2 separate regions of the Homo sapiens genome follow, and region 1 is linked to region 2. The links are chromatin loops, found by intact Hi-C in ENCODE. Cell type or tissue: mammary epithelial cell. All regions are shown on one strand. Each heading gives the region's core, and the rest is flanking DNA. Links, peaks and the distances in the headings are about the cores only.

Evidence for each region. Peaks named below come from ENCODE experiments on the same cell type or tissue, not always from the same donor. Only the 100,000 strongest peaks of a DNase experiment are listed, where the experiment ranks them.
Region 1: a loop joins it to region 2, with 7 times the contacts of the local background. A loop is called at or near these places in 2 of 110 quality-filtered maps.

The regions. Positions count from the first base shown.
Region 1 is chr5:53,325,548-53,342,030 of GRCh38, forward strand. It overlaps LOC105378965 (a long non-coding RNA gene), which reads right to left and starts at 996. Exons shown (of 4, transcript XR_001742511.1): 1 at 896-996. RefSeq lists an enhancer at 11,509-11,678 and a cis regulatory region at 11,594. In mammary epithelial cell, for the core only: a CTCF peak has its summit at 9,704; DNase peaks (open chromatin) are centred at 6,144, 7,874 and 9,064; H3K27ac peaks cover 7,347 bases.
Region 2 is chr5:53,236,619-53,253,101 of GRCh38, forward strand. No RefSeq gene overlaps it. Among named protein-coding and RNA genes, the nearest start is that of MOCS2-DT, 140 kb to the left of the region's middle. In mammary epithelial cell, for the core only: no CTCF peak of the experiment used is centred there; DNase peaks (open chromatin) are centred at 9,683 and 13,123; H3K4me3 peaks cover 241 bases; H3K27ac peaks cover 5,629 bases.

The sequences.
Region 1 (16,483 bases), core at 4,941-12,940, 88 kb after region 2:
GTTCAGAACCACAATTTTTAAGTAACATACTTTGATTTCTTTTCTGTAACAAACCTTTTCAATATTTCAATCATATTCTTTTCTTGGGTTTAAATCTTTTTGGAAAAAAATGTGGGACATAAATCAATCAATAAATAAACAAACAAAAACTCTTGATACTTTCTACCGTCACCACTTCCCATGAGAAGTTTTACTTAAAAATTTTTTTAAAGGTGGGTGTTGTGTTTGCCTTATACAGGTAGTAAACAAGGCTTCTCTACCTAGAAGACCAAATAAGAAATGTAGTTATTTCTATTCATTTTTGTCCCTTAAGCTCTGAGCCTTGATTCCTTCCAGAATTAAGCAGATATCATTGCCAGTAAATTTTTAAAGATATTTTCTGATGACTTCTTATTTCCTTCAAATGTCATAATTATATTACAAGGAAATTGTAAGGAAAGCATCCAAACTTTGTTCAGGAGAAACATTGATAATCTGGCACTGTTAATGGTACAATTCAAGAAACATACTTTGTTTACATAGAACATGGGGGAAGGGAAGAGATGTTAAAAGTGCACAAGAGGTCTTTAGTGACTTTACATTTGAAATCATTGCAAAATTCAAAAAGCAAGTCCTATATTGAGCCCTGGTTAGTTGAATTCATTATAAACATATAAGGCAAAAATAAAGCTCTGTAACTGTTCTTAGTCAGTATCTACTCTTGAATTTATTGCTGAAGTGACCCATCAATTATTCCTGAGAAATAGGGTCAGTACCATCATTTCATCTTTCTTGAGGCAATTAAGGAGCAGCCTTTTCAAGAGCCAAGAGAGATAGCTGTCTCATGAGTTTCATTTTTTTTCAAGTCCCTTGTTGCTATAATTTTAGGAAAAAAAATGTGTTTAAGGTCACTTACGTTCATGGCAAAACAAGAGCATGTGTCAAGGCAATGAGTGAGCTGCCCCACTGTGAGCAACTGTTCCACCCAACTCAGCTTCTGCACTTGGTGATGCTCATCATCCGGGATTCCACAGAAATGAAATTTAACTGAATCTGAGTCAAATGAGAAATAGAACTCTTGGATCCCTTTAAGCATTTTTGCTTGGAGCACCCACCAACTAAAGCATTTTGCTCACTTGGATCAGCAAGGTTGCTGGCTTACTGATTTCACAATGTTCCTCCTCAGAAACTAAATTTGTTTTTGGATATAGTCCAGAACCATGTCTCAGGAGACCAGCTAGCTGCCAGTGCAGAATCAAAAAGCTTATACGTATTGTAAAAACAAGAAATCAGTATATTTGCGTATTATCTGTTTGTTTGTGTGGGTTTTTTTGTACAAGAATTAGAGAAACTGAAGAATGACCTGCAGACTAGAGAGAGCTTTGGAGACTCCTGAAGTTTGGCAGTAAGGCTTCTTATTATCAAACGATGACCATGTTAGTGGCACGCCCAAGTTTAACCCCACTCCTTGCCTGTACAAACTGACTGAATAAATCAGCCTTAGCTAATAAGGCTTCTGACTGCCATTAGCTCCAATATAGAAAGAGAATATAAATTTTAGGGACCCATGGCCCTTTGGAGAAAGGACTGCCTAACAAAAGAAAATACGTTAAAATATACTAAAGTCAGAATGTGAGAATTTGAAAATAATAGCATATTCTTCATCTGAACTTTTCCCTGAATATTTTATTATCTCTATTATGGATCTACTTGATATTTTGTAAATATAGGAATGTTGCTGTTTGAGGTTTTCTATGAAAAGTCTTTTAAAAGTGTTACCATTTATCCATTTCACAGCACTCCTTAGTTATGTCTCATCCTTACCGATGGTACTATTAATGATAAATATTACCGATCAAAACCAAACATCTCTTTGTGAACATACCATATTTCATGTTTCAATGCCAAACTCTGGTGATATACCTGCTTAGAACTGAGGCTCGTGTTGGTGTCACATCCTAGTCAATGCCAAGCATCAACTCCCAACAGTCCTCTATTTCTGTTCCCCAGATGCTTTCCTCGTGTCGATTCTTACTGTGCACACTTGTCTTTGGTGACTTCATCTGTACTCACTTCACCTTAGTATGTGTGATGATTTATAATTCTATTCTCTGCCCAGACCATAATACCAATTGCCCACTACTAGGCTCTCTCTGCTGAATAAGCTACAAGCTCCCAAATCCTCCACCCCCTATATTTCCAAACCTTGTTATATGGCTATGCCTCTCTAACTTAGATGTCATTCTCTCACTTCTCACTATAACCACCTTACCAGCCTCACCACCATCTGCATCCCATCAGAACCAAGGTCTCATAAACTCCTTACCTTAAATACCTTTCAAATTTTATCTCTGTCCTTTTGCCTTTGCTGCCACTATTCTCTTCTAGACATTCCTCACTCTTGCCCAGATGACTGCAATATCCTCCTATTATTCCTTATCTCTACTTTGGTCTTAATCAGTTCTCCCATCCCCACCACATTGCTGCCAGTTTTCCTCCTGAAAGGAAAATCTGATCATGTTACTCTCTTCATTAAAACCCATGATTCAATCTCCTACAGCCTTTTCAGACTTGTCTCCTACTACTCACTGCCCTAAATCATATGTTCCAGTCATACGAAACTGCTTGTTATCTCAGCATGTACAACGCTGTTTCATGTCCATCTCAGCATATACAGTGCTGTTTCATGTCTTTGCCTTCAAACAAGCTTAAATGCCCTTTCTTCTTGATTGTGAACTCCTCTTCTATGTCAGATCAGACTCCTCCTCTGAGGTTAAAGACATAGAATCACATCCTCTCTCTGAACACTTCCCTCTGGTCAGATAACATTGAACATTCCTTCCTTAGTATTCCACTATACTAATCACATTCAGAATAGATTCCCACATTATTCAATAAATTCAGTCAATAAAACTTTGTTTACTATCTGCCAGGCACAGACTGAGTGCTGGAGAAAAAATGGCAAGCAAAATACACAGTATATGTGCCCTTGAGAAGCTTAGATTCCAGTGGGGAAGATAGATAATTAAACATGTTACAGTGTGATGGTGCTGCCTTGCTTGTTTGCCTTTCTGTCTGAATTATCATGTACTTTTCTCACTAGATTGAAAGTATTTTGAAGGCAGGGCTGTGACTCATGCACTTTTGTATTCCTAGAAGCTCACACTAGGCCAGCGGTATAGTAAGCACTCAAAGATTTAATAAGTAAATGAGAAAATGAAGCCTACATCTATGTCAAATTTTTATGGAGTAATCACATGCTCTTGAAAAAAAAGACACATTCCCCAACTCCTTTCACATTCCTATGCTTGAATACAGCCTTTACTATAATTTCAGTGATGGAGAGCTCTCAAATTTCTTTGCTTAATCTTTGGACAATTCTATTTATCAGACATTTCTTGCTCATACTGAACCAAAATCTTTTACCTTACGTCTTCAATGTTGGTTCTAATTCTGTCCATTGAAAACATACAGGATGAGTCTAATCTCTCATTCAGATGACAACTTTCAAATATATGAAGACAATTATATTCATTCTCTTTTCTTCGGTAGTCATAATATTCCTAGCGTGTTCAATCATTTCTTGCTCTAGGATTTGAAGTTTCTTTTCAGATACGGACACTTAACTTCCCTGCCATGTACTTCCTTTTGGTTGTGGTCTTTTGCCTCTTCTTTAAAGAACACAACATGGTTTGAAGGGTCTGTTAATGTTTTTCTAATGAGTGTTAGGCATTCAGGGATCACCCAACAACTGGGCTTGGCAACTGGGAGTAGGGTGCACTATTATTGCAAGAAAAAGTATTGTTTGAAGACCAGGCATGGAATAAATTGCTGTAGATTTGCCCTGAGACACTCCAATAGCTTGGGAAGTAGGCTTCAAGTATTGGGAGACATTTTTTGCTAAAGGAATATCTACCAAATATGACTGTAATGTTCTTGAAGGTAGTATCTGCATGTGAGTTTAGTTCTGTCCAAGGTAATTCCATGTGACCAGAAAATTTGGCAATGATTTACAATTAAAGGATAGAAATGAAGCAACACATGTAAACCTGAAGTTCTTTCAAAATGACCTTCTTGATGTAAGGTGAAAATTGAAGTCATTGCTTTTAGAAGATGTGGTAAAGGTGGCAGGTGAACCATAAAACACCTCAAATGATTATAGGTGATCTAGAGTAGATTTTGAGGATTTTTAAGAGAGCAATCTTGTTCAAAGTGCCAATGGTGACAAAGATGAACTTGTCCTAAAATAGTAGGTCTAATGCTCAGCCTATAGATACCTAGGCAGTAGAGCAACTGTAGCATCCCTGTTTATGGGTTCTGCCAAGATCCAACCCAACGAATTGTAAATGGAACAACAGAGGTCCGTCTGAAGATTGTTTAACATCTGAATATATTATCACAATATAATAAATATGCCAATTTCTTTCATGGTTTCATACAGTTTGAATACACTATTGCCTTGGTTTGGAATGCTCTTCTATTTTATCTCATGTGGGTTGAGTTAATCGTTCAAGATAGAGTCCAAGTACTGCCACCGAGTGCTGACACTGGGGAAGACTATATGGCAACACAGAGAGTTCAGTGTCCAGAAAGCCAAAAGCCAATACCAGATGTACCCTTGAGGCTGCCCAGGGTTAACACTTAGAAAGCCAAGGTTGCCACTAGCTTCTCCTATTTCTGGCCATGAGCAAGAACATGGCCAGAAATAGGAGAAAAGGACAAGAACATTAGAGCAAGAGGAATGTAGTGAGCAGTGAGAAAACAGAATGAAAGCAAAGGGAAAAGAAACAAGGAGTGTCCAAGATGGCTACCACCAAAGAGGTTGAAAGCCTAATGGCTATTTTTCTGGTTATGAGCTTCATTGTTTGTCCGTGTGTACAGGCACAGCATTAAGGCAAATTCTGTACTGTTTATATCTTTACCTGTCTATTTCCCCCATAGGATCCAGTAAATAATACACAATATAAAGGAGCCCTTTCTTTTTTTCTTATTTTTCTGTATTATCAAGGAAAGAAACACAACTTCCTTGAGTCCAGTCTTGCCAAGTCACACCGATTGTGAATGAGTGAGTATCATGGAGTCATAACCTAAAGGAGCTCTTGAAAATCATCTATTCTTGCTCTTACATAATAGAGACAACATGATTGATCTTCTGCCACCTTTGACCTTAGGCAACTGCCTTTCCTGCCCATCTGGAAATCTGCAATAGTTTTGTGTAAACTTTCAGTTTGCTATTTAATTCTTTATATATCTATGCCTTAATTCCCAAATCCAGCTGTAATCTTCTTGTGGGTAGTGTCTGCATGCGAGTTTAGCTTGATCTAAAGTGACCAGAAAATCTGGCACTGGTTTGCATGAAACTTTTGTTCAAGATATATTTTGAAGAGAGAAATAGAATTTAAACATGAAAGATTTTTTAATGGTATGAATTCAACTTAGGAAAGCCTCAAAAAAAAAACCCTATCAATTTCATTTATTTCTTCTGGAATTAGTTGTTTTTATGAATGGGAAAAATGTAAAAGGTGATTGTTATTATAGTTGAATGTAGAGCAAAATGCTCAAGGAAGTTTCCATGCACATTTTCCAAAAGCTGAAACCTTAATTTTTGGGAAACTGATTTTTGAAAATATGTCTGTAATTAGATGCTATTGCTGATAGACAAATATGTGTGTATACTTACAAGTTCCCTACCTTGTTATTATCCTATTAGATCATTTGTACTATTTAATTTCATCAGTGTCACAAATTAATTTTATGTGAAACCTAATCACTCAGTATCCATTATCTTGTTTTTGCTCTACAACAAACAGTGAGATAAAGTCATTGAGACTTTATCCAAAGTAAATATAACTTAGTAATTACTAGAAAAAGAAGATGTTTTCTTGTTTGAAGAAACAGCATTTTAACAAGAAGCAAAGCCACCAGTGGTACATTTATGTTTCTGCCTTGGGCAGATAAATGAACTAAATGACCTCTTTCTATCATTTTCAGCCCTGTGATTCTATCAGCAAAAGGCTTTCAGAGTCATGTGATAGCATAAGCCAAGACTTCTGGTAATTTCAAAGTCTTTCAACTATTTTCCCAGGAGTTTTATCCTCTCTGGGTTGTAAGCTTCATTTCAGAAATATGGGAGGTGACTATGACAAAGCAAAGAGGCATCCCCTTTGGATCAACTTGGAAGGCTGTGTGGGCATGTGCAGGCAGACAGCAGAAGTCACATCCTATAGGTTCTATTTAGCATTCACCTCGTGACTCAGTCCAGATACTCACTTAATAACCAAGTTCAGGTTCAGGAAACAGCCAAATTTCAACCACTGTAGATTTTCTACCTTCAACAGTACCTGACAAATTTGGCCTACTGTGTCTTTGTTTGTTTGTTTGCTTCTTTGTTTACAAAACCCCAAACAGGTAACTTTTTCACTGGATTCTAGTTTCATCAAGTAATTTCCTTTTGTTTACACAAATATGGGATGCAAACAAATGAAAAAGACAAACTTTTGGCTAAAAAGAACTTTGACCTCATCTATGTAAGCCAAACACTTTCAAACATAATGTATTTATAACCTTTCCACCCCTATTCTTGGTTTTATTCTTTTTTGGTTCTATAGACAACTACAAAAAAAATGAAAGAAAAAGTTCTGGGAGCAAATAATATCATGGAGTTAGAGTTATACTTTTAGTAGTCCAAAGAAATGGTTCACAGATGTGCTGCACAGCCTCTTCTGACAGAAGCTCCATGCTAATGTTGATGAAAGAATATATTCCTTCTTTTCCAAGATGGCCCAGGGAATGCACAGCACCATGATATTCTGAGAGGGCTTTCAACAACTTTTAGCCATTTTGTTTGGCTCTATGACAGTCAAAAAATTTTTGTCCCCAGAGAATTTCCTTCAATATAATCGTGCAAGAAGTTCAAAGCGAAATAGTTGCGCTTTCTCTGACCTATCTAGTCTTTCCAACGATTTGCTAACAAAATGATGCACAATTCATTTGTTCTGAAAATGTTTCCACTTCTGCCATAGCAAGCAGTCTAAAGAGTCATACAATTTACAACTCTTTCTGTTTACTAAAAAAGGTGAGGAATGATACAGTTCATCTATTGATGAATCTTTTTTTAAAGCCACCAACCAACACGTATGGTACAATTTCATTTTGGCAAAATATAATCTACCTGTGTGCATACATAGAAAAATAGACTGTTAGGCTATAAACCAATGTAGCCTATAATCAGTGCTGATTATCACTTAAAGCTGATTATCACTGGTTGGTAAAATTATAAATAATTTATGTTTCCTTCCTTATGTGTCACTGTCTTTTCTGAAATATTTGCAATAGCATGTATAACTGGGTTCTTTTCCTGCTTATAATAATTTTTTAAAGTCAAACATTTACTTACTAACTATAAGGAAGCAATAAAGCTATTTTCATTTTTCAAACAATAAATAAAAATACGTTTGTCAAAATAAGTCTGCACTAATGGGGCACTTTGTTCCTTTCTCTCAATATAAATTTCAGCTGGAATTCAGAGGTCAATCTTAAATTATAGAGTTATACTAAAAACCCATAAGATTTATTCATTAAAATGTTCCTGCAGAGTTCTGTAGCATCCTGTAGGTGTGGCAAATGAACAAATAAAACTCATATCCAAATTCAGTATCTCTCACCTCCGAACATTTGCTTTACTTATCACCACAGGGAAGTACACCACCGGCACAACCTTAAGCTATAACTCTATCCCAAAAAAGGAGATGAGTCACAAGTCACTTTTAAGAAATACAATAGAATTTTTTTTCTTGTAATGAACGCTGAAAGGGAAATGTTTTACTTGTCCTGACAACTCTAGCAAGTCATAGCCCAAAAATATGAGTAGGATGTTGAGCCAAAAGCTTTTTAAAGGCTAGACAAATACCAGCAGCATTAATAAAGGACCAGAAAGACTTCTATTGCAGCACTCTTGGGTTTACAATGTGATTATTGTTTTATGAGCAGAGAAAGTATCTTGAATACCATGACAATTTTATGTTTCCTAGGTGCTGGAAAAACTAGAAAGTGAGAGGGGATGGTATCTGATGAGGTAAAAGCACAGTGGCTGAATGCCTTGTCAATGAGGCTTTTACAAAAATTTTTAATCTCTTGAGTCAGGATTTTGTTTCTGTGGCAATGAAGATGTAGGCATTGGGAAGCTGGGGGTGAATTTCTGTGGTGCTGTCTTGCTGGGGATGGCCTGGTGACAATCTGCTCTGCTCACGATGAGAAGACTTTAGTCCAAGTTTAGTCTTTTAAAACGCCAACAGTAATGTACCCACATCTCTCCCTGCCTTGTGAAACATGTTTCCTCCATTCTGAGTTTATTTAATGCCAATTCATGCTGTGCTTAACTATATGAAACCAGCCAGCCTGAGGTCCAAAACGAGTGATATTCTGTTCCTTTAACAAGATTATAACTAGTGGTTAAATAACATTCTCCAGCAGCTCCCTCCCCAACCCTATCCCAAGCTGGAGTAGGAGTAGTAAGGTAAAGAGAGACCTGAGTAGTCCAGCCTCTCTCTTGTATTTGAGGCTGGGGCTTTGAGTTTTCTTCAATGTCCTTGTAAGTTTGAACTCTTCATCTGACTCTACTATCCTAGGCAATATGGACAGAGATAGAGCCTTCCTCTCACCATAATCTTGGGTACTCTGTCCAAAGACCAAACCATCTGATACTTTCTTTCAAACCAAAAATATAGAGTCCTTGATTGGGTGGAGATGGGTGGAGAGAAAAACCTGATTTCTTGCCGATTTCTCCCTTCAACCAGGATTATACCAATGAGAAAGAACAATTAGCAGGCTACTCCCAGAACAGTGCCCTGGCAATGCATGGTACACATGCTTTGTGTGTTTAAAAGGAGCTGCTGATAATGGTGAAGAAATCCAGAAAGCATCTGGGAAAATCCCTGACAAGGCACACCTTTCTTTCAGCCTATATGCCAGGTGTCACACATAGGACCAAGCATCGTCTTTCATGGCCCAGTACAAACTTGTACCATGGGACCTAAGCCAAGCATGATTCCTTTGAGCTTGCCCAGTTTAAACTTGCAAGGTGCGCCGCCACCACCCCCCAACCTCAACCCAACTCTACCCCCAACTAACATACCCACACACATGCACAAGTTCACATGCTATCTCAGCCCATCCCATTTGTAACTCATCAATCATAAGGGAAGCATTTTTAAGTTTTTCACTCTAAAACTGCATTATGTCCTGCAGGCTGTTTTGTAACTTTTGGATTACGGCACCTAACTGTAGTATCATGAAGTTGATAGGTTTGACTCATTTCCTCTTGTAATAAAGCCACAAGGTTAACATTTTTTAGAAAGAAGTATGCTAGCTTCCACATTTCTTCAGATGTGAAGACTGTACATGGAACAGGCTTTGAGACTGATCCCCTGGAACAAAAAAAAGAGGGTGAATTTTTTAAAGGAAAAGAGTAGTAGTTGTGTTGTACTAAATAAAATTGATTTTGCCTGACTCTAATGTAATAACAGCAGTTAAACCACTGAAGTTTTTGTGTGGTGTATGTAATGGCAGCATTTTTCTTTTCTGCTCTACTTTGTCTGAATTTTTAAAAAACTGTAAGATTGAAAGGAAATCTTTTGGTTCTTGTGGAGTCTGTTGATGCCTACCTGTTTCTGGCTGTTGTGTGGACCTTGTTCAGTGGATGCTGTACTGCCTTGACCCCTGCAGGACAGAGGCCCTCATTCCCCAGTTCCTGCAAGTATTAGTTGTCACTGCTGCCAACTAAGTCTTTCTCCAGGAATTGTCCTCAGCTGAAGGAGAATACCTTACCAAAGGTTATGATCTGCTCTCTGGGAACAGCCTGCGAGCCATGACTAATCAAAGTGAGGGTAGGCTTGTTCCCTTGACTCAACTGGCACAATTCTGAAGACCATCCCAGCTCTAGAGCTCCACATACGATCATTCAAAAGTCCTGTCCCACATTACAGTGCAACTTCTCCTTCTGACCTCATGCTTCCCTTGGCTTTCATAGACAACTGCAAGATCGTACCCAGGTGCACCTATGAGCACATTTCCTTCTTAGAGCTTTCCCCCTGGGTAACCAAATCTAAGATAGTTTCCATTTGTTTTCCTGGGACCTAGAGGCTAAAATGAGATTACAAAGCTGGATCTCTCACCAATTGGCCAGTAACGAAGACCAGTGGTAAGTAGTATACTGATTGCCATTTATGCAAAACTTCACAGTAGTGAAAGATGCCCAAGAAAAACCCCTTGTACCTTCTACTATATAAAGACACAGGGAGAAGGCACCATCTATGGACCAGAAAGTGGGCCCTCCCCAAACACTGAATCTGATAGCATCTTGACCTTAGACTTCCCAGACTCCAGAACTGTGAGAAATAAAGTTCTGTTATTTACAAAACACACAGTCTATGGTATTTTGCCACAGCAGCCCAAATGGACTAGAACACACTGAAATTACACAACTCGTATTTCCTTTTTTTCTTTCAATTTCCATTTTTATTTTAGATTTGGGGGTACTTGTGCAGGCGGTTACAAGGGCTTATTGCATGGTATTGAGGTTTGGGCTTCTATTCATCCTGTGTAGTGACTCAGATAGTGAACATAGTACCAATAGGAAATTTTTCAGCCCCTGCACCCTCCCTCCTTTTGGAATCCCCTGTCTATTGTTCCCATCTTTATGTCCATGGAAATTCAAGACTTAGCTCCCACTGGTAAGAGAGAATATTCAATATTTGGTGTTCTGAGTTAGTTTACTTAGGATAAGGGCTTCCAGCTGCATCTATATTGCTGCAAAGGACATGTTTTTGTTCTTTTTTATGGCTGCATCATATTTCCTAGCTTATGCATGCACATGCATTTCGTTCTTAGCAGAACAATGGAAACACTGTACACAGCTAACTCAACTGTTTTCATTTGACTTCTTAATGCACACACTTCTACAACACCATCTTTCTTTGGCTTAGTGATGAGTAAGGAAGGACTAGAAAGAAAATCTGTGTCCTATCTTTCTCTTTTCTTCTGTTATCATTTGCAGTAAGTGGTTGGCTAATACAAGGAAATAACACAAGTACAAAATTATATATAGTAGCATTCATTGGTCTTTCAGGTTTTTGTCATTGCCTCTTTCTGCATTTGAAGCAATTTGGGTTCAAATGGCAATTATGGCCTATCAGTTGCAAACTTAAATGCTTATATTTTACTTGCTTTGCAACTCCTTGAACTCCTATGTATGCTGGGAGAATTCTCATTTATGAACATCACAAACTCTTTATGCTTATGGAATGGCAAAGAATGATGGGCATGCATATTCAAGTATCTCTTCACACCATTCATGCATATCTCCATTGTCCCATCAGACTTTACTTACAAGACACAGTTCAAAGATAAAAGTATTAAAAATTTCAAGATGGTAACTGCACAACATTAAACTAAGCATGGGCTCTCTGCAGCTCCAGGTAAATCCTGGAAACCAGCCTTGAGTGGTGAACTGGATTGGGATATTGAGAGAAGGAAATGCAATGGCAGCTAAAATGTCTCAAATATTTGAGATGTTCATGAAAAAGAATAATTATAAAGACTATGAAATTGGATGGCTGTTCCTGAGGGCCATCAATGCATCAATATGTCAATGCATCTGTGCATTGGAGAAAGACAATGAAAGGCTGAAGGTGATTAGTTACCAATGTAAAAATGTAAAAGACAGAATTTTTTTGTCATTTAATAAAGAGATTCTCATCTCCTGTAGCCATAGGGTAGAAAAAGCTAGGATTAAGCCAAGTACCTAATGACTGAGAAAGCTTTCCAGAGAAAGCTGAATTCCCAGCCTCAGAGGTCTACTGGGCCAAGGTCAAGGTTCTGATCAGGAAAGAGTGGAACTCTGAAAATTGGGAAGGGGATATATGAGTTAATTCAGCCCAAAATCTTGAAATCCCAGGTTTCCCTCAGCCAGGGCCAGCCAACTTACTTTGTAAAAGGCCAGATGGTAAATATTTTAGGCTTTGGGAGCCCTAGGATTGCTATCACAACTGCTCACCTCTGCTGTTGGAGTGTCAAAGCTGCAGTAGACAATAATTACTTGAATTATTATTACAAAGGATGTGGCTACCTTACAATAAAACTTTATTCACAAAAATAATCCATATTTGGCCTGCAAGCCATTGTTCTTTCAGACGAACCAAATGAAAAGCATACGACAGAAGTGGAACACTAGAGATCAGGCACAATCAGGGCCAGAAAGTACAAACAAGCTGCTTGAGCAAACAGCCAGACTCCATGTGTCCACAGCTGCTGCCCCCATGCCTCTTCCTCAGCTCACACCTTGGCCCCATTGCAGGTGGGAACCTCTTTTACCAGATTTTGGAGGAGCAAAAAACAAAAAAAAAAAACAAAAAAAAAAACCAGAACTTTATTTACCGATGAGTCATCTTGATATGTGGTACAAGCCAAAACTGGCTTATTACTATGTTATAACCCAACTCAAGGTGAGGGGTTATCCTTCCAAAGGACAGAATTTCAGGCAGTGATGATCATCCACTTGTGTAGGAAAAAAACTGACCCAAGGTAAGTGTATGTGCAGAATCTTGGGGTGAGATGTTCAGGTGAGAGAAGGGGGTTCAGAATGGTCAAGGGTTTAGGAGGAAAAAGAATGAAAGACTGGATTCAAGGAAGTCTGGGGAAGAGGCAAGTAGATGGACCCCAGATTCTCAGAGCCCATTCATTTCCTAGGGATCATGAGCTACCCATACCTTACTTTGTCCTTATTTATTCAATTGGCTTTTTTGTTCTCACAAGATTGCCAGACATGGGGGTAAGTGATGAGATTACAGAAGCAAATTAAACTAGGTCTCTATCCTCAAGGAGTTGACTCTCTAAGGAAAACAGGCATGTAAACAACTAACTGGAGTACAGTGTGATCCATGATACTATTTAAAGTAAAGGACAACGTGCTGCAAGAATACAGACTAAACAGTGAGGATAAAGAAAAACTTCATGGAAGATGGAACACTTTAACTTATATAACACATCAAGTATAACATTTTTAAGGGGAAAAAAAAGGTATGTTCCTTCCTTCTTTTTGGCATTAATCATATCTGTTTTTGGCTTTCCATCCAATCACTATTCTCTACTTTTTCATTACTAACAAAAATCAAAATTTAGAGTGACTATAACACTACTTTAAAATACCTACCCCAGCTTCCTTGCAGGTAGGTGTGTATGGTCATGTGACCAAGTTATGGCCAAAGAAGTATAAAAGCAACCCTCTCAGGTAAGATTCTAGAAAGCTTTTAAATTATTATTATCATTACTAAAAAGAGACAGAGTAATCTAATATGTGCCTTTTGTTTATTGCTTTTTGTCCTTCGCCTGAAATTTGGACATGATGCCTAGAAGTAGAGCTTAAACCCATGAGAATGAAAGCCATATATTAAAGATGACAGAACAAGATAAAAGAAGGGTCCTGGTTCTTTGATGATGTTATTGAATAGTGACACTGGATCCTTACCTCCATACTCCCGGCTAAGGCTGAAAATTCAACCTGTTTGGTTAGCCACTGTAGTTCAAGTGTAGATGACATGCAGCCAAACAAAATCTTGACCAATAAGCTATGCAAAGAGTAAACCAAGAGATCTTCCAAGCTGATTCTTTTTAGTTTGTTTATCTTCCAAGAACAACACCATAAATGTCACTGGCCATTCTTAAAGTGACATCAGGTGTGTATATTTTTATGCCACTTCTTTCTATGCATGAGGAATCCTGAGATTTCAAGTTCAGAAAACATTTCACAACAGACGACTGAATACTCTGAATTACAAGCAAGGAGATGAGAAACACGATCTCTCTCTTTCAGGTTCACAGATACTTTACAGGTAATTCATGACTTTTCATAAACATCCTTAAACTAGATAGACAATTTTGTTCCTTGTGGTAAAAAACTTGTAGCGTGAGCCAGAACCCTCACTCTCTAACACTCTCTCCCCTCTCAACAAACCTCTGACCCAGAAAAGAGTATTGTTTTCATCTCTGAGTCTAGATGATTATATTGGAACTAAATTTGTGGTATCAGAAATCAGCTCTTTAATATCACCCACACAAAGAAATATTCTATTGTAGGATCTACTTTCATCTCTTTTCTTACTATGATTAACCCAAAAAATAACCACAAAAATGAGGAAAGGCAAGAAACAGTTGCTATTGAAAGTAGCACTATGGAGAAAAAAGGAACATTAGGAGCCCAGGAAGAGGTATCCAATTTGATAGCTGAAAGCCCCACTAAAGTTTCTAATTTCTTTGTGAGAGCTTCTTCCTTGTCCAAAGCTGTGTAAAATTGAGATTATATCATGCCTTAGAGATCCACACTTGGAGTTTTAAGGATCAAAACCTTAATCAACATTAAAGTACATTAAATTTCAAAAGACTCAAGAGCAAGTGTACATACACACGTGGACACACTTAATAGTGTCACTAGTCTTTACATAGTAAGACAAAGGTTAAAGGCAGAGTACATTGGTTTTATTTCTTTGTAAAGTATTGAGAGAAGTTGTATAAAATGGCTATGAGAAGACACAGATTTCTTAATGTGCTTTGGTTCAGCTGCAAAGCATTCCATGAATTTCAAGGGAAGCTACAGGGCATTGGTGGAAAGTACACTAAAGAAATCCTTCCTCAGCCTCGGAGTTTGAAAAAAAATCTTGACTTTCAGATACACCTGGGTCTTCTGGGGCAACAAATGGGAAATCACAGCTCTATCAACAAGCACCAACTTGATAATTTGAGGCTTGTTTTCTTTTTTTTCTTCCTACAACTCAGACAGGTTTTTTTAAGCCTTAGCAGAATGGCTAGACTAGGTAATCCACATAAGCAGCTGCTGCAATGTGATCTTTTTCTAACATTTTAATGTAGAGCTGTGAACTTTTCTGGCTTTGGGTTGTGTTAGGAACTTTTAGAGTAAACATTCTCAATTTAAAGGTTATTACTTTTAGGGCTCTGTCTGATCTGTCTCAGATGGAGTGTCAGCATTGAAAACAGTTACCCATGATAGCAAATTCTGCTGGAAATGCAGTGGCTGATGTCTAAATGATCTTTGAATACTAATGCTACACACTTTAACAAAAAACTTTAGTTTATTTCCTTATTTTTAAGTTTAATAACATTCTATTTTCTAGATCTCAGGATATTTACTCATGTACTGCTTTTTAGCACCACGCAAAATAGGGATTGGTTGGTGGTCATCAGGGTACTGTAGAAGGTAAGTTCTACCTGGTTTCCAGCCACAGCTCTGCCACTTACCAGCTGCATGCATTTGGGCAAACCACCTCATCTCTACATCTCAGTATCATCATGTGTGAAATTGGGGTATCATTGTGTCAACTGATAGAGATGATGCCTGGATTAAAAGAAAAAGAATACATGGAAAGTAGTTAATATAGTAGTCATTCATTATGTGTTTATATCTCAGGTCCTAAAATCAAAATCACCATTAACACCAGCCTTAGAAGCCTATTGTCTTACATGTTTTCATTGACTGATTATTATTGTGACAGTTGGAAGAGAGGGAAATAATTTGAGCTGAGGCTTTTCATATACAACTTATAAGATGATGCAATAAAATTTTGATCATCTTGCAAATGTGGTTTAAGATTACATAAAGGGTCAAAGATTTTCACTTTAATAAGACATGGGATCCACCAAGAAGTAGTGATACATTTTCTCTAATTATAGGGAGGGCAGTGTTGAATATCTCCACTCTTTTTGACTAAGATCTATGGACATGTGCCTCTACGTGAAAGCTATGGGTGTGGAAACAACTCTTGGTGCGGCACACCTATTGTAGAGTTCTTGCTTTTCCTTTTGATCGGAGAGGGGTAGGGTGCCTGGGAACTAGGGCTGGAGCAGAATCTCTACCTGAAACAGTAAGAGACTCTAGTTACTGACAGACAGGTCAAGTACTCAAAAACTTGCACACAAAAAATATTGTGAGCATTTTTTGTCAACAGTTGCACAATAATTTTCATGCCTTAAGACAGGCTGGGCTAAGAGTAGTTATGCAGCCCTCATATTGGGACATACTGGTTAACAGGGGGCAAGAGTTAGGTTTTGTAGTGGATGCTGTGATGGACCAACCAGATCTCCACCTCAAGAACAACTTATTCTTCTAACTATAGGGAATGCTGGCTGTGAATGGCTGAGAGCTGTGCCCTTCTTTCAGAATTGAACTCAGCCAAAGAAAGCTGCCTCACTCAAGTTTATACCCCCTTCTCAGACAGCTTGTGTCCAATGGCTGCTCAAAGCAGGGTCTCCTTTCTTGAAGGGCACTTCCAGCTGCACAGCACTAGTTGGATTGACTGAGGCCTTTGTTGCTACTGTACTGCAATTCATCTCCTTCCTCTTCCCAATCCTGCTTCCTCTATTCCTTTACAGATAATGTTCCTGAGAACACTCCTAATAAATCTCCTGTCTACACATTATCTCTATCTCACAATCCATT
Region 2 (16,483 bases), core at 5,541-13,540:
CATATATCTACTTATGAACAGAAGAACCTGCTCATGGAGGTGGCCCCAGAGCAGACAAAACACAAGCTGGCAGACTCAGTGAGTGATTCTTCAGTGAGCACTGATTGCCCTGCCTATCATCAAACTCTGCATTGACACAGTGACCATTGTTGTGATCCTCCAAACAGAAGTTTGGGCATAGAACAAACACAGAAGTTTAAGGAAGGGTCATGCTTGGCCATTTTTAATTTCGAGATCAATAGAGCACTGGCACTCTTCATTGGCAACATAGTGAGTGTCAGGCCCACGCTTTGAACTGTCTGGCACATCTCTGTGTAATGAGACCTGGTCTCACCAGGGATTAGGTTCAGAAGGTAGCACTTAGCCCAAACCAGCTCTGCTCCAATTCCGTCAGGATGCACCCAATTTTCCCCTTTGAGTCTTTTGTTTTGTTTTGTTTTGTTTTGTTTGTTCACTGGAGAGTGGTTGGGGGAGACAGTAGTAAAAATGAACCTTTGCCTACTTTTTTACACCTTACTGATATGTTAAATACATTAGCATGTATCCATTATTTTGATAAAAAACCAACTTATCATCTCTGAACTTTAGTTTTCACAACATCTAAATTGTAAAATAACATGGACCATGAAATAAAACCCAAAATGGACAACACTGGTTCCAATGTTGTGAGCTCTTTAGGCAATCCCAGTTGTCTACATTTGTGCTCCATGTACATACAGCTTTTTTTTCAGACTTGCACATTTCTCTTGCGAGGGGGCAGCCTGCTTTTCTATTTCCCTGGTGCTTTGCTCATTCTGGATATGCTGTTTTGAAGGCAAAAAGGACGGAGTCTTGGGAGCCTCTACCTGCTAGAATCCATGAGGTTGCTTTCTGACATCAAAGTTAATTGATAATTGGGTGAATAAGCCATATTAAGAGGGTTCTAGTCTTGAAGGGACTGAATGTATTTGTGGCCGGGAGCTCTCACCTTTGTCTCCTTGAGATTGTCTATTATTCCCATATTCCCATATGACATGGACACCCTGAAGGAGATTAATATTTGCTACCACTCCCAATGTTGAATGAAGCAGTAAATACAGGAACAAGCAAAGCTTCGCAGTAGTGTTCTCAGTGTGCTGTGGCTGGAACCTCAGTTACAATGGCCTATAGTGAACCACTTTAGTGTCCATTATAATAAAATAAGGACTTCTGGTGAATCTCCAAAGTTTTAATTACACTCCTTTCTCTCTGTCTCCGTAGGGTACTATTAAGTGTTTTCATTCATCCGCTCAGTTTTACTTGGGACACTCATGTGCTATTGTGCGCATTGTAACAAAATGTGTGGTCTGCATTGGCAAAAGTATATACGCATTTGGGGTATTTTACATGAGGCTTGAAGCTTTGTAAGAGGAAGCTCCTCTTACTCTTGGCTTGTGGATACCCAAAGGCGGTGTGTCACTGTGAAAGCCAGAGACGGCAGTCCAGCTGTTGTTGTTGTTCTTTCAATACAAAATCTTTTCTTGGCTCCTTTTGTGCTTTATGTAATGTTATTTGTAATTTCAAAAATATTGTATACATGTCAAACAATTAATAGAAAATATAAGTGAGAAATGAAGAATACTCACAATTTCACACGCCAAGAGAATGATAATAAATACTTTAAAATATGCTCTTCTGGATCCTTTTCTGACATCATATTTCATGGCTGAATAGAATTCCATGTTAGGAACACATCAGAAGTAAGCATACTGACTGAGAAGTGGTCTTTTGGAGGCAGGCTGTTTGGATCAGATCTTGGTCTTTTTCTTTACTGTGTATCTCTGGGCAAATCATTTCACTTCTCTATGCTGCAGTTTACTCAACCATAAAGTAAGGTTAATAATAGTTCCTATTGCATAGAATTGCTGCAAGTATTAAGTGCATTAATACAGGTAAAGTACTTAGAACATGCCAACACATAGCATGTATGATGTAATAACTATCGTTTTCATTATTCATATATATATATAATATATTCGCATATTCCTTTTTTTTTTTTTTTTTTGAGACAGACTCTCACTCCGTCGCCCAGGCTGGAGTGCAGTGGCATGATCTCGGCTTACTGCAAGCTCCACCTCCCGGGTTCATGCCATTCTCCTGCCTAGGCCTCCCGAGTAGCTGGGACTACAGGTGCCCACGACCATACCCAGCTAATTTTTTTTGTAATTTTAGTAGAGACGGGGTATCACCATGTTAGCCAGGATGGTCTCAATCTCCTGGCCTCGTGATCCACCCACCTCAGCCTCCCAAAGTGCTGGGATTACAGGTGTGAGCCACCACACCCGGCCAATATATAGACATATTCTTATTATTGTTGGACATTCAGGTTCACAGTTGTCTTCTCATAAGTAATGCTATAATAAACTTCCTAGTAGTTAAACCTTGAGCACATCCTTATGTCTTTAGGATAGATTCCTAAAAGTTGAACTGCTAGCTCTAAAGGTACATACATTTTGTATTCAGTGCATTTTGATTACCAAAATGCTTTTCAAGAAGTTTATACAATTTTATATTCTTGTCAGTTGTATATGACTGTCCATTTTGATTTTTTAAAATTACAATTTTAAATAATTGCAATTTTTGTCAGAGACAAAAAGTTGTATGTTATCGTGAATTTAATATATATACATTTCTTTTATTATTTATTCTATCAATGCTCAGCACTGCACTCCCGGCACCTAGCATAATATCTGGCACAAAGTAGATGACTGAAAGGGAAAAAATGTATAGACATTGAATATATGTGTATATATATGTATATATGCATATGTACATGTGCTTACACACACACACTTGCACACACCCACACTGTACTTGAATTTTCTGTTCTTATTTTCATGACTCATTTTGGCAGTGGATGTGCCAGAACTTTGGGGAAAATAATGCTTAAGCCAAGTGTGTCAGAGGGTTGTAATAAAGTGAGTCCTGGGAAAGTGCAAATTGCTTTGTAGAGGTGGAAGAGCGGAACAATGTGCTGTTGAAGGGTCACTAATGGTCTCCTGTATATTGCTTGACTCAAGGTCCATGACAGAACTGGATACCTTCTCTTGTCTTTCAGATTGCCCATCACTGGCCAGGCACCAAGGGTTAAAAAGAAATGAATTGAATGAAATGATTCCAAGGGTTTAGTGGTTTCTAGAAAAACTCTAGGTCTTTGACCCAGGATGTTTCTAGGACTTAAGTTTTTGTCAGGAGCTACTGGATAAACTGTGGTGAGATGTTTCAGTCTTTTTCTTCAAACTGTGTACATTTTTACTGCTTCCATGTTCTTAATATTTCAAAATGAATGGGCACAGAAGAACTAAAAAGGCAGTGTAATTCTGAGGGGAAAATTACAGAAAGGAAAATATATTGTCCAAGTATTTATTATAGACTTAAAAAAATCATGCTGTACCTTGTCATATCACTTCAGAAAATATTTGAAATTAATTTCATTTTCCTCCCTATTGCTTCTCAAAAAATATACTGCTTTAAACTTTAAGAAATATCCTAATCTAGGGCCATGAAAGAATAGGATAAAAATTTTCAGCCAATTCCAAACTGATCAAACTTGCCCATTCCTTATGTAATTGTATTTTGACCTTCTAGTTATTGAATTTTGCCCCTTTTAGATATTGAATTATAGCCAGCTCCACAGTGAATTACAATTAAAGTTAATAGACAGTCTTAAAATTAGGAAACCTGGTCAAGTTTTGAAAGGCAGATGCCAAGTAAATGAGGTTTCCAAGTGCCCCTCGCCTCCAGGTATGGAAACATTTTTCATCATGATTGTGTTCTGTGGCAGGCCTCAGCTGGGAAAAGTTTTGTTTACAAAAGAAAAGAATAAGCAAGAGTTTCTGAAAGTGAGTAGCTCTGTTGAATTTACATGCAAGCTCCTTACCCGGACAGACAAAACACATCATCTTGTCATTTGTTCTCCACCTGCAGGGACTGTTCTAATATTGTTGGGTTGGGTAGTCAGGACCAGGCCATTGGCAGCCATCATGTTGGCTGATCACTATGGCAACCTCAGAATGAGCAATTATGGAAAATGCCTTTTATTCACCTTCTCTTTGTCTCCTCCTCTCCTATTCAACTTTCTCATCCCTAGGCTCCTCTGAAAAACCTACCTAAAGAGAGAAAAAAAATTAACAATACACTGTGTTCTAGGATCATATTTCTTTCATATTGGCTGACATCCTAACACCTTGAGCCATGGGCTGTTCAAAAAGGATTAACTGTGAAAGGTCAGTTCTGGCCAATACTGCAGTGAGACTCATCCAACAGCAATATAAATGTGGTCAAATACTATCCAGGGAACTGAGTGCTTCTCCAGATCTATTCCATCCAGCATTGTTTGGGGGACTGTGTTATGGAAGATGTGGCCTTTCCAAACAAAGAGAAAGGCAAAATCACTGGAGGGGTTTAAAAATGGCAAATATCTTTTCTCAAATGGAGATAAGCCCTGGACATTAAGAACCTTGTCTAGTACCAAAAAAAGGCACAGCATCATTTGTTTTCTCAAATGAATGATTCTACTCCTTTTTTTTTGTACTAGATAAGATTCTTAATCAATCTTTCCTGAATTGCAGGCTAAGGTTATTTTTGTTTGCTAGTGTTTTGGGTTTTCCCCTTAGATATTTCTAAGTATGACATTAGAACCTCCTGGTTTCATTATGAATGACAGATAATAAGACTGACCCAAGAAAAGAAGCGGATAATAATTATCAACCTATCAGCAGGAGAAAAAGCCCATGTTTTCCTGATTTTCAGCTTTTTTAATTACCAGAAATTCTTCACACCTCCAGATAAAATTGAGGTTCTCTTGTACCAGGTCTAGTTTATGACCTTGACCAGATTTGCTGGGTTCTCCCCACCCCGGGGCTTCAACTGCTTGCTCAGTGGAGTATCCCAGCAGTTGCTGTCTTGACCTCATGTATAAATGCTGCAGGTTGTCTCAGGATCTTCTGGGGTGAGAACTGGGCTTTAGCACTACCTTCAGCAAACCTGCTGTGTCAGAGCCCAGAACAGATGTGATCCAGTCAAACTAAACTTATGGGTGGCTCTGGCTTCTCTACGACTTCCAGACTCAGATGACGAGAGTGAAATTTGCCCATAGAATGCAGATAACTCAACTTGGAAAGGGTGGATTTTGATCAGCGAGGGCCAGGAAATGGGAAGGAACCAGCAGATGAACTCCTTTGCTTTCGTTTTCCTGATGGACTGTTCTGGCATAATATGTACAAGAAGATGTCCCATATGCCTGAAGAACCTGCTACGTGTGAGTGTGTGTGTGTGTGTGTGTGTGTGTGTGTGTGCATAGGTGTGTGTGTGTTTTAGGCTGTAGCCAACTCAGAAATTTACCATCTAGTATTTGCTCTCCTTTCTTCCTGCTTCATTCATCCTTATCCCCTATTATTGTTGTTGAGGGATTCCACCTTCCAATAAAGCTGACACACTTCATCTTTGTTGCTAGCTCTAATTTTTAGGAAACCCAGACTAAAATGCCATCAATAAGACAGTAGCTGTATTTTAAATTTCTGCATTGTGAGAAAGTACATGTTGCTAAAATACATTAAATTCAATTATGTTTTAAAATAAGGTAATAGTCAAAACACAATGAGATAGAATCATGAAATTGTTAATATTTGAGTGTTCTTGACCTACAAAAATGACCATATCATGTGGTCTAACCTAATAATATCTATGCTGGAAGCAATGTAATATGGTGGTTAAGAGCTTAGGAGTCATGTTGACTGAGCGAAAAATCTGTTCTGTCACTAACTACCTGTCTGACATTGAACAAGTTATTAATTCACTCTAGGTCCAAAATACCTTACTTATAACAAGAGGATAATATATAGGCTGGTCGTAAGAATTAAATTATGTAACACATACAAATAATTTATAAATTTGTTATTTTTATATAAAATATTTATTGCATCCATAGATAATGTGTCCTGTATACACAAATTTAAGCATCCTTTTTTAAAAAATCTATTCTGTCCTCCCATGACTTTAGGCCAGGCATCCGTGCCCCGAGGTTGGAAACCATTGACTCAAAACATATTTATATGTCACAGATAAACAACATAATGAAAAGAATGTGTTAACAATTACTGTTATGCTTCTACTTCTGCACCACTAATTTCAGTTCTGTGAATTGATTCACTTTTATATATGAATATTTAGGATCTCTACTAATTTTCTTAGGTTATTATGATTTGGGTTTCTGTAAATCACTTTCAAAAATATTTAGATGACACAAATTATTTGTCTTAAAAATATTAAATTAGGCCATTCCCCACTTTTCCACAGCTACTTTCCTCCACCTCTAGGCTAAATTTAATTTCATTCCTCACTTTATTACTAGATTAACAACAACAATGACCTAAGGTAATAGAGTAACACTTATCTCCATGACACACTAAAGAGCTTCTAAGGATCTGATCAGCCCTCGAGTACCTACTGCAGTGTCCTATTGAACATTTACCCACTTAGATTAGGACATTTTCTAATAATAACCATAGGTAATATTTACATAGTTCTATATTATTTTCAAAGTATCTCGAATATTACACGAATTGATCCTCACAGCACATCTATGACGCTTTAGTCAAGCATTTTAGTTGCAAATAACAGAAACCTATGTCAAACTTTAAGAAAAAGAGGACATTTCATTATCATCAACATCAGCATCTCATGAAACCCAAAGGCAACTGGCCTCCAAAAAGGCTGGAACAGGGACCTGGAAGGCCAGGAAGTACCAAGGTCAGTATTTTTGTTTTTTGTTCTACTTTTCTATGTGCACCTGATTCATTGTACCCAAATTTGCCATCAAACCTTCCTAATTTACTTCTCCTGTCATCAAGTGACCAGCCCAGCTGAATTATCGTTACTCAGTTTCAATTCCAAATTACCAGGAGAATGTAGCTCTGATCACCCCAATTTGAAAAGTTATCTTTTCCTAGTTCTATTGTCTTTGGCCAGCAGGGCGGAGCCATCTACCACAAAAATGGCTGCCATGGCTCACCTGTGGGCGAGGGGGCAACTCCAGAACAAGGGAGATGTAATAAGTTAAGCAGATAACTCAAAAATGCATCCACTATTTTTGTGGGAATTATAAGTGTTTCTGCTTTATAGATGAGAACACTAAATAAAAGGTTGAATCCTAGGGTGAGGTAGAAAAATCAGAAATCTACCCAAATATTTTGACTATAAATTTTGTATTTTTTGAGTTCTACAACTTAACCTCCCTGGAAGCTGACATAGAAAGGATCATCAGTAAAACTACAGCCACCTTAACTGAAGAGGTAATATAATAATATGGATAAGATAATCCACTTAACGTTCTTTGAAAGGGTCTAGAGTTGGGCCTTGAAGAAACAGACCATGTTTAGTTGTCCAAATCTGGAAGACTGAACGAAGCAAAAATAGTGAAATCTGATGATGGAGAGACAGAAAGAGGGGAAGGCTGTGCTAGAAAAAGGTAATACATGTCATCATATATTTGCCTTTTAATGGAATCTAATTCAAGAAAACACTACTATTTTGGGTAACAGTAGTTTGTGCTTTCTCCAAACATAAACTCCCATGTTTTGGAGATGAAGAGAGTCTAATTCATGTCTCTAAGGCATGGCATCTGATTTCCGTTAAGCACATCGCCTGATTCCTTTGAGCACACAATGATCACTTATGAGCTTTGGACAAAGTTCTGGCCCCTCCAGTGCTTATTTTCATAGTTGACATAGACCATACCTACCTGACTTCAAACAATAGGATGACGGGTTCTCTACAAAAACATCTAGGTAGGCATTTTAGCTGCATAATGCCAAAAAACATCCTGGAATTTGGAAAAGCTCAGCTGATTATTTTAAGTTTTGGGTTTTCAAATTTTAGAAAGTCTTATTAATACATTCTCTAAGGAAGTGTCCTAATTCATTTTTTAAAATATGCAATATTGTTTGAAACATCTGAGCAACAGCCTCAGACTTGGTAAGCAAGATTTTGGCTGTCAGTGCTATTTAATTTAGTCCAAACAATATTGGACTAAATTACATCTCAGAGAGTGTATATTTGTGGCGAATATATTAATTAATACTTAAAAATTAACTAGTCCTTTAAAATCAGTATGTTTGGTAAACCTATATTTCTCTTGTAAGGATACAAATACACACATATAAGATGTATGCATACATACATACAAACATACATGCACATATATACAGGAATTGGCCAAACTCTCTTGGATAGTCAGTGCTAGAGCAAGACATTAGTCCTACATTCTTGGTAATTAGTTTTCAAATTAATCATGAGTTTGGGCTGCCCTTAAACAATAAGGAAATGTCATCATAACCCCCATCTAGGAAAAGAATGCTGAGTGAAACTTCTGCTCTCATTTAGGAAAGCCTGATGGTGATTTCTATACATAGAGAGAGTGAATGAAGACACTTGAAGCTGTTAGATTGAAATACTGAAGGGGACAGGTTACAAGAGCAACCTGCTTTTTGGAGTCTTATACCCTAAGAGTTATTAAAAGAATGCAGCACAATGGGAAAAAAATAAATGCTTTCACAGCAAAATGCTTCCTAGTGCGACTGAGCATGTCTCAATTTAGCACATAGGCATTATTGATGAAATTTAAAAGGGCAGTACTATTTCAAAAATCCAACATTTTCTTTTAATTAATATTTTTTTTTACTTTAAGTTCCAGGATACATGTGCAGAACATGTAGGTTTGTTACATAGGTTTACATGTTTGCTACACCTATCAACCCATCATCTAGGTTTTAAGCCCTGCATGCATTAGCTATTTGTCCTGATGCTCTCCCTTGGCTCGCCCCCCAATCCCACGACAGGCCCCAGTGTGTGTTGTTCCCCTCCTTGTGTCCATGTGTTCTCACTGTCTTTTTATAAATTTTAAAAAGACTGTTTTTAAAATATGGAGCCAGAAATGTTTCATGTATAATGGCACATCTATGGTTGTTTAATGAATAAATTGAACAGGTGATAACTTTATGCTTGCCTAACAGTACACAGTTTTCTTTTTATAATCAACATTGATCAGAAGCAACATTAAAACTAAAAACAGGTTTTTTTTTTTCGGGGGAACAGAGTCTTGCTATGTTGCCTAAACTGGGCTTGAACTCCTGGGCTCAAGGGATCTTCCTGCTTTGGCCTCCCAAGAAGCTGGGCCTACAGGTTTACACCATTGTGCCTGACTATAGTTATTTTTATAATCAATAGTTTACTTCCAATATAATATAACAAAATGGTTGGAGCCCAACATCATACAAGTGATCTTATTAGCAATTCTGTGTACAATGTTTGCTTTTAAGATTTTCTCCTAATTACATAAGATAGATAGCACTGCATGCACAGAAAACAGTGTAAGTTATGAGGAAAAAACCCACAGCATAAAAAGAATGTTTTTCATTTAAATTGTTTTGCTTTTTAGACAGCTTGACTTGCTCAAAAGCAATAGGAGATCCTTGACTTCATTTCTATTTCAAAGCACAATCACCACTTAACATCTGTTTTTTTCTGGGCAGTTGAAACTATCTTGCTGACCGCATGACTGCAGATGAATGTTTAAAAAATCATCCAGTAATGTGCAATCTCATTTGAGGCAGGCACTATCCTGTCAATTTGAAGCAATTGTGAATAGTCCTTACTAAATATTTCTAATGCCATTTGATAGGTGTCACTGACTTTTAAGAAAACCACTGAGCCACTTCCTTTCCTGACTGTGTTTGGAATTACCGTACACATCTTTTTCCTGGCCTCTGGCAGAAGCTTGTAATGTAGATAAGTTCATATGGCTGGTTGGAAAGGAAGAAGGTGTGTATTACTAGACCCAGTACAACAAAAGGTGTGCACGGTTTCAACCAAAATTAAGAATAGGAGTGCCTTAGAGAGACGCTCCTGAAATTCTTCTACAGACGATACCCTGCTTTGGGGAATAATTTTTCTCACTATTAATGCTCCTCCTTTCTGTCTCCGTTTCCACCCACACTCCAAAACTGTAGTGAAACCAGTGTTCACTGTAAAAATAGTTATGAGGAAGTCTGAATAGCCAGAAAAGATTTGAATAAAAGGGATGACGATATGCCTGTATCACAAATGAGATCCTAAAAAATGTTTTTTTGTTTCGTTTTTCCAGAAGCTTCCATATGTGACTACTTTTTAAATTCTCTCCCATGGACACATTTATACCTTAAAACTTTGCCTTATCGTTTCCTTGGCTATGGGATGAAAGAGAGTTTCAGAATTCTTTCAACACCTTGCAGAACTGACATGATGTGTGGTATAGTTCAGGTCTGTATGCCTAAATTAAATTTTGTGTGTTTATAGAAGCAATTATGAACTTTCAAGGTTCTGTTCTTATAGAAATACTTAATATAGAAGATGAAAACCTCCTAATCCTTCCTCCAAAAAGAGAACCACTCTCAATATTCACTGCATATCACCATTTCCCAAGCAAAATATTTTTTCTATACATGTACTAGCATATATTATTACATCCTCTTTCTACAAACTTATTATTTGATCACAATTTCTAGCAAAAGTCCAGAAGGACAAGACTGTTTTCACCGTTTTCACATTCTTTTTCTTATGCTTTTTTTCCTTCTTCCTTGATCTAATTCCTTTCTTTAAAGAAGCATGGTCTTTGGTGATGGAGTTCATAGAAATTTCCTGACATTCTCCAAAAATTCTATTCAATATTAAACTATAGCATTCATAACTAACATTTTTTTCGTTCAGGAGAATTTACTAAATATATTCTAAGAAAGTTTGCTATAAAGAAAATTGCTGGCAAGTGAAACAATCTCTCTTCTGATTTCCATTTAAAATTAAATATGCCTAACAATTAAATATGTCTAACAAAGGATTAGAATTTCATAAACCTTTAAAGTTACATTTAAAAGAAAAGGGTTAATTTGTGACTAACGTAATTAACATTAACACTCAATATAACATCATGAAAAAATATATATTGACCAGCTTAGTTCTATTAGGATTTTTAAGAATGAAATGTTTTTGTAGTTCTCTGCCTAACAGTACTTCCAAAAGCATGGCATAAATAAATATTCACAGCAAGTTTGTCCTTTAAAATTTATCATCAACAAAGAAGAAAGTGAGCTGGAATAGAAGACACGAGCCCAGGTATCTGTCTTTGGCTCTGCTACCAGCTGTTTGCATTTATCTGAGAAAGTAATTGAGTTTCCAAGACTTTGATTTCCTTATCTATAAAATTAAAAGCAACAATTGAATTTGTTTAAAGATTTTTTGAAACACTTAAATCAGTCGATTACTGACCTTGGTGAAAACTGTTAGGGTCATCTAGTTGTTTTAACAAAACATCCCAAATTCAGAGGCTTACCACAAGAGTTTATTCTGTGATCATTATGTGACCAAATCCAGTGAGCCTGCTCCCGGAAGCTTTCTTCCATGTCTACATTGAGGAACTGAGGTTTCTTACATCTTGTGGCTCTTTCATTCCCTACACCTTGGATTCCTCTGCACCTGATCCACAAAAGAAAAAGGACAATCACTTAGTAAAAAACCTTTCATAGAAATGGCACACCTTATGTTTACTCAATTACAGCAGATTATATTATCCCACCTAGCTGCAAAGGGGACAGAGAGATGTAGTTCCTAGCTGTGCTGTCACTTTTCAGTGACAATGCTACATTACGGAAGGTGGAACACAAGTTTCGGCAGACAATCCCACAAACACCATCCTAATTAGAGCCAGTGATTCTGTGTAACCGTGGGAAAAGAAGTAATGGTGTTGGGAAAATTCAGTGAGTACCAGCATACTCGTATGGCTCCTATATTCAAGCAACACCCCATGGCACAGTTGATGGAATAGTTCATTTGCCAGGAAATATTAAGTTTTATTAATAAACTGTGGAAAGTCAGAATTTGAGCTAATATCTGCCCTACTACAGAATCTGACAGGGTCCTATGCTCTGCAGCATTTTATCCATCCAAAAGAGTCCTACCATTTCCAGTAGCAAGGTGCATTGACTCTATTTCCATCTTAAATCTGAAACCATTTCAGCCAGCTCTCTCCAGACTTCTGGCAATTATGTCTTATAAATTTCCCTGCTTAAGACTGGCTACATAATCTGTTGGTCCCAGTGAAAAATGAAAACCCAAGGCGCCTTGGTCAAAAAACAGGAAAAAGTTGCCATTAAAAGTACTAAAATATCAAGCTTTTTCCTTTCTTCTAGTGATCCCTCTCTGTCATGTTTTTTATTTGCTATCTAATGCCATCCTAAGTCAAGAAAAATTAAAATTTTAAGTTAATAACATAAATTTTACCGTTCACCTTCATATTGTGCCATGCCAATTTTAAATGTAAATATAAGAGCATTTAACTGGTAGGAGATCTCCAAAATTTCCCAGTTCATATTTACTGGCTCAACCCTGCAGGCCCTCTGAGCTGACCAGAAAGGGAAAATGCATATCAAACTCAGGAAGGTTGGAAGCAAGAAGAGAGAACTCCCCAAAACACAGAACCAATCCCTGGAGCAGTCCAAGCCACAGGTATACTTGCCAGAGAGAGTAGACGTCCTCCACCCTACTTCCACCCCTCACTACAAAGCCCTGGCTGGGGACCCAGTCCAGAGACATGGGGCATGTAGTGTGCTATCTCAGGTCCCACCAGCCACCCTTGGAGAAGTCGAGTTAGGCATCTCCCCTTCCCACTGGCCCAGCTCAGGGCAGACAGGTGAGTCCAAGAATCTTTAAACCTTTCCACCCAGAATCGCTCAGTCCCTAGATCAGGGTAGGCAATAGGCTGAATGCATGAGGTTCACCAGTGCTGGAAAGGCTGCCACCGGAGCTGCCTCCAGTTGCCACCAGCCTCCCACCCTGTCCTCCTGTATGTCCAGCCCAAGCCTCCCCCATTCTCCCACCCCCACTCCATGTCCCATCATATTTCACCTATACAACGCAAATTCAGGAATAAGATTATTAAGAATTTCAGGACTGCAATAGAAAAACATGAGGTCCTTCTGAGCATGGGCCTTGCACAGTCCTGCTGGCCACAAGCCCCATAAAGCCAGCCCGACCTCTACTTCAAATGAATCAGTCTTGAGGAATGATGTGTCTTTCCTCCAGCCAGGATGTAAATAAACCCTGAGACTCCACATGAACAAGCCTTGCCAAGGAGTCTCACTCAAAGAAACAGTCCTGTAAAATAACCATGAGTAATGAAAAATAATTCTATTATTTGCTTGTGTTATGCAAAGAGAATTTAACTCACAACTCAAAGCAATAATTTTTCAACTCCTAGTCTTCTACTTTACAATTCTCTCTCATCCAAGCTTCTCTATAGTCGTTTATTCTTCTCTTCACTTTCCTCTTTGCAGCAAAATATGTTCTCCCTGACACCAACCCCATAAAGCTTTTGCTCTCTTCCTTCCCCTCTACACTCTCCCTCAGCTGTTGTGTAAATCAACTCAGCCACTTGGTTTTCTTTCATTTTTTCCTCTGCCTTGACTGTTACTAAGGTTCTCTGATCCAAAGGGGAGCCCAGAAACTGATGCAAAGGACAACAATCTTTCCCGCTGACAAGAGTGGGAGCAGGGCACAGACTGCACATACACATTCGGCAATGATATGTGTCCTAAGTACATGTTAATAATTTCATCACACATGTTGACTTCATTTATCCCCTAGAATAGCTCTTGATGCTGTAGCCTCTAAACAGCAGCTCTCTCTCAATGACTAGTAAAAGCCACAAGCGCTAAGTTTAAAGAAAACCTGAGGGCAGAGCTCAGCTATGGCACCTGCTAACTATGTGACACTCTTTGGGTCATTTAATCTGAGCCTTTCATTTCCTCTGTGATGTGTATAAACCAGTATTTGGGGGTAACCCTGGAAGCCTAAGGAATTGACTCTTTCTCAGTCCCATATATTAATTTATATATTAATAAGTAATATTAACTGATCTTAAGAAAATGCATTTCAAGGAAAAGAGGGCGGCCTGAATTAAAGAAAAAATGTCTTTTTGGAAGAGACACTGGGTTAGTAATAGTTCATCAAAGCTTTCTGAACTTAAGTAGAATATCTCCAAACACCACTTCCTATTTTCTATTTTCCAGTTACCTATTTGTGACTAATGGTTTGACTCTCAAACTTTCCGATTAATAGTCTGACTCCCAAATACCTTGATTCCAGGAGAGAGGCCATAACTCCCAAGTACACCGATGATAATTGATGTGTCATATTATGAATTAAAATGTTGGCATTCTGAATTCATTTGTCCCTTCACAAAGGGGATACATTGTGAGAAATGTGTTAGGTGATTTCGTGATTGTGTGTACATCATAGAGTGTATTTACACAAATTTCGAATTTACCCCCCAAAATCTTTCTTTAATAATAAGTTTTTAGCTTATTATAACTTTTTTACTTTATAAGCTTTTTAGTTTTTAATTTTTTTGACTCTTTTGTAGTAATACTTGGCTTAAAAATCACGTTGCACAGCTGTACAAAAATATTTTTTCTTTATATCCTTACTCTATAAGCTTTGTTCTAGTTTTTTTTTTGTTGTTGTTGTTGTTGTTGTTGTTTTTAACTTTTTAAACTTTTTTGTTAAAAACTAAGACACAAGCACATACATTAGCTGAGGCCTACACAGGTTCAGGGTCATCAATATGCCTGTCTTCCACCTCCATATCTTACCTACTCCTGGAAGGTCTTCAGGAGCAATAACACGCATGGAGCTGTCATCTCCTATGACAATGCCTTCTTCTGGATACCTCCTGAAGGACCTGCTTGAGGCTGTTTTACAGTTCACTTTTTTTTCTTTTTTCAATAAGTAGACAAAGTACACTCTAAAATAACAATCAAAAGCATAGTTTAGGCTGGGCATGGTGGATCCCGCCTATAACCCCCTCACTTTGGGAGGCCTAGGCAGGCGAATCACCTGAGGTCAGGACTTCAAGACCAGCCTGGCCAAAAGTGGTGAAACCCCATCTCTACTAAAAATACAAAAATTAGCCAGGCATGGTGGTTTATGCCTGTAACTCCAGCTACTCGGGAGGCTGAGGCAGGAGAATCGCTTGAACCTGGGAGGCAGAGGTTGCAGTGAGCTGAGATTGTGCCACTGCACTGCAGTCTGGGTGACAGAGCCAGATTCTGTCTCAAAAAAAAAAAAAAAACATAGTTTAGTAAATACATAAACCAGTAATATAGTTATTATCATTATCAAGTATTATGTACTGTACATTACTGTATGTGTTATAGTTTTATAGGACGGGCAGCACAGTAGGTTTGTTTACACCAGCATCATCACAAACACGTGGGTAATGCATTGCACTACGACATTAGAAAAATGGCTAGGACATCACTGGGTGATAGGAATTTTTCAGCTTCATTATAATCTTGTAGGACCACCTTCGTATATGTGCCCTGTCATTGACCAAAAGGTCATGTGGCACATGACTTTATATCGGTCTTGTGTGAATTTAGGTAGTGTGAGACCATTGCTGAAATCCTGATCATTTCAGAGTATATACAATTCTATAGGTTATTAAGTTGATAAACCAAGTATAAACCTGAAATGTAGTGACCCATTAATCAATATTTCTAACTGAACTCCACCTGATACCTTAGCAATATGCAAACCTAGATGACTAAAAGCTAACTACTAGGTTGCTGTAAAAATTAAGGAGATAATGCATGTGAAAGTCTCAAGAACAAAGTCTGACATATACAGTTGCTTCAAGTTTTTATATAATAGATTTTCTTATTTACCCAATTTACATTTGTTTGAATGTGTGATCATTAAGACTACAAGGATCATTTGTGTTTAATTTCTGCTTCTAGAGGAAGAAAAAATACTCTGTGTCTTATGCTCTAACAATGGATATGGAATCTTGTCTAAGGTTTTGATCATGTTAAGAGAAAAAAATAAAATTTCAGAACTTCTGCTAGTTTTTTGGCATATGTTTTGTTTTAGGTTAGCAAATATTCTTAAACATTTTTTGCTGTAAAATGGTAGTCACCCACATTAAAAAGTCTTTTATCTTAAAACATGCTCAACAATATGCCTGGTTAAGAGTAGGGTACAGAAAGCAAAATTACATTGCATAAAAAATTAATGAGAATTTTGGGGCTGGAGTCTAGCAGGTAGACTGGGACCAGGGACAAGAAGATGAAGGCAAGGCAAAACTTAAGGAGGGCATATAGATGGCAAAAATGTGGGAGGACAGAAAATTGTTAATGAATGTTAGAGCATGGTGATTAACATTCTATTTCGCATTTTGTCTCTTCAGTGACACCCTGTAATCTCTCCATTACTGTCTCAGTTTGGGCTGCTGTAACCAATTACCACAGTGGCTCAAATGAGTTGGTGGCTCAAACAACAACTTATTTCTCATGGTTCTGGAGGCTGAAAGTACAAATTAGGGTGCCAGATGGTTGGGATTTTGGTGAAGGCCTTTTTCCTGGTTATGTCTTCAAGTGGT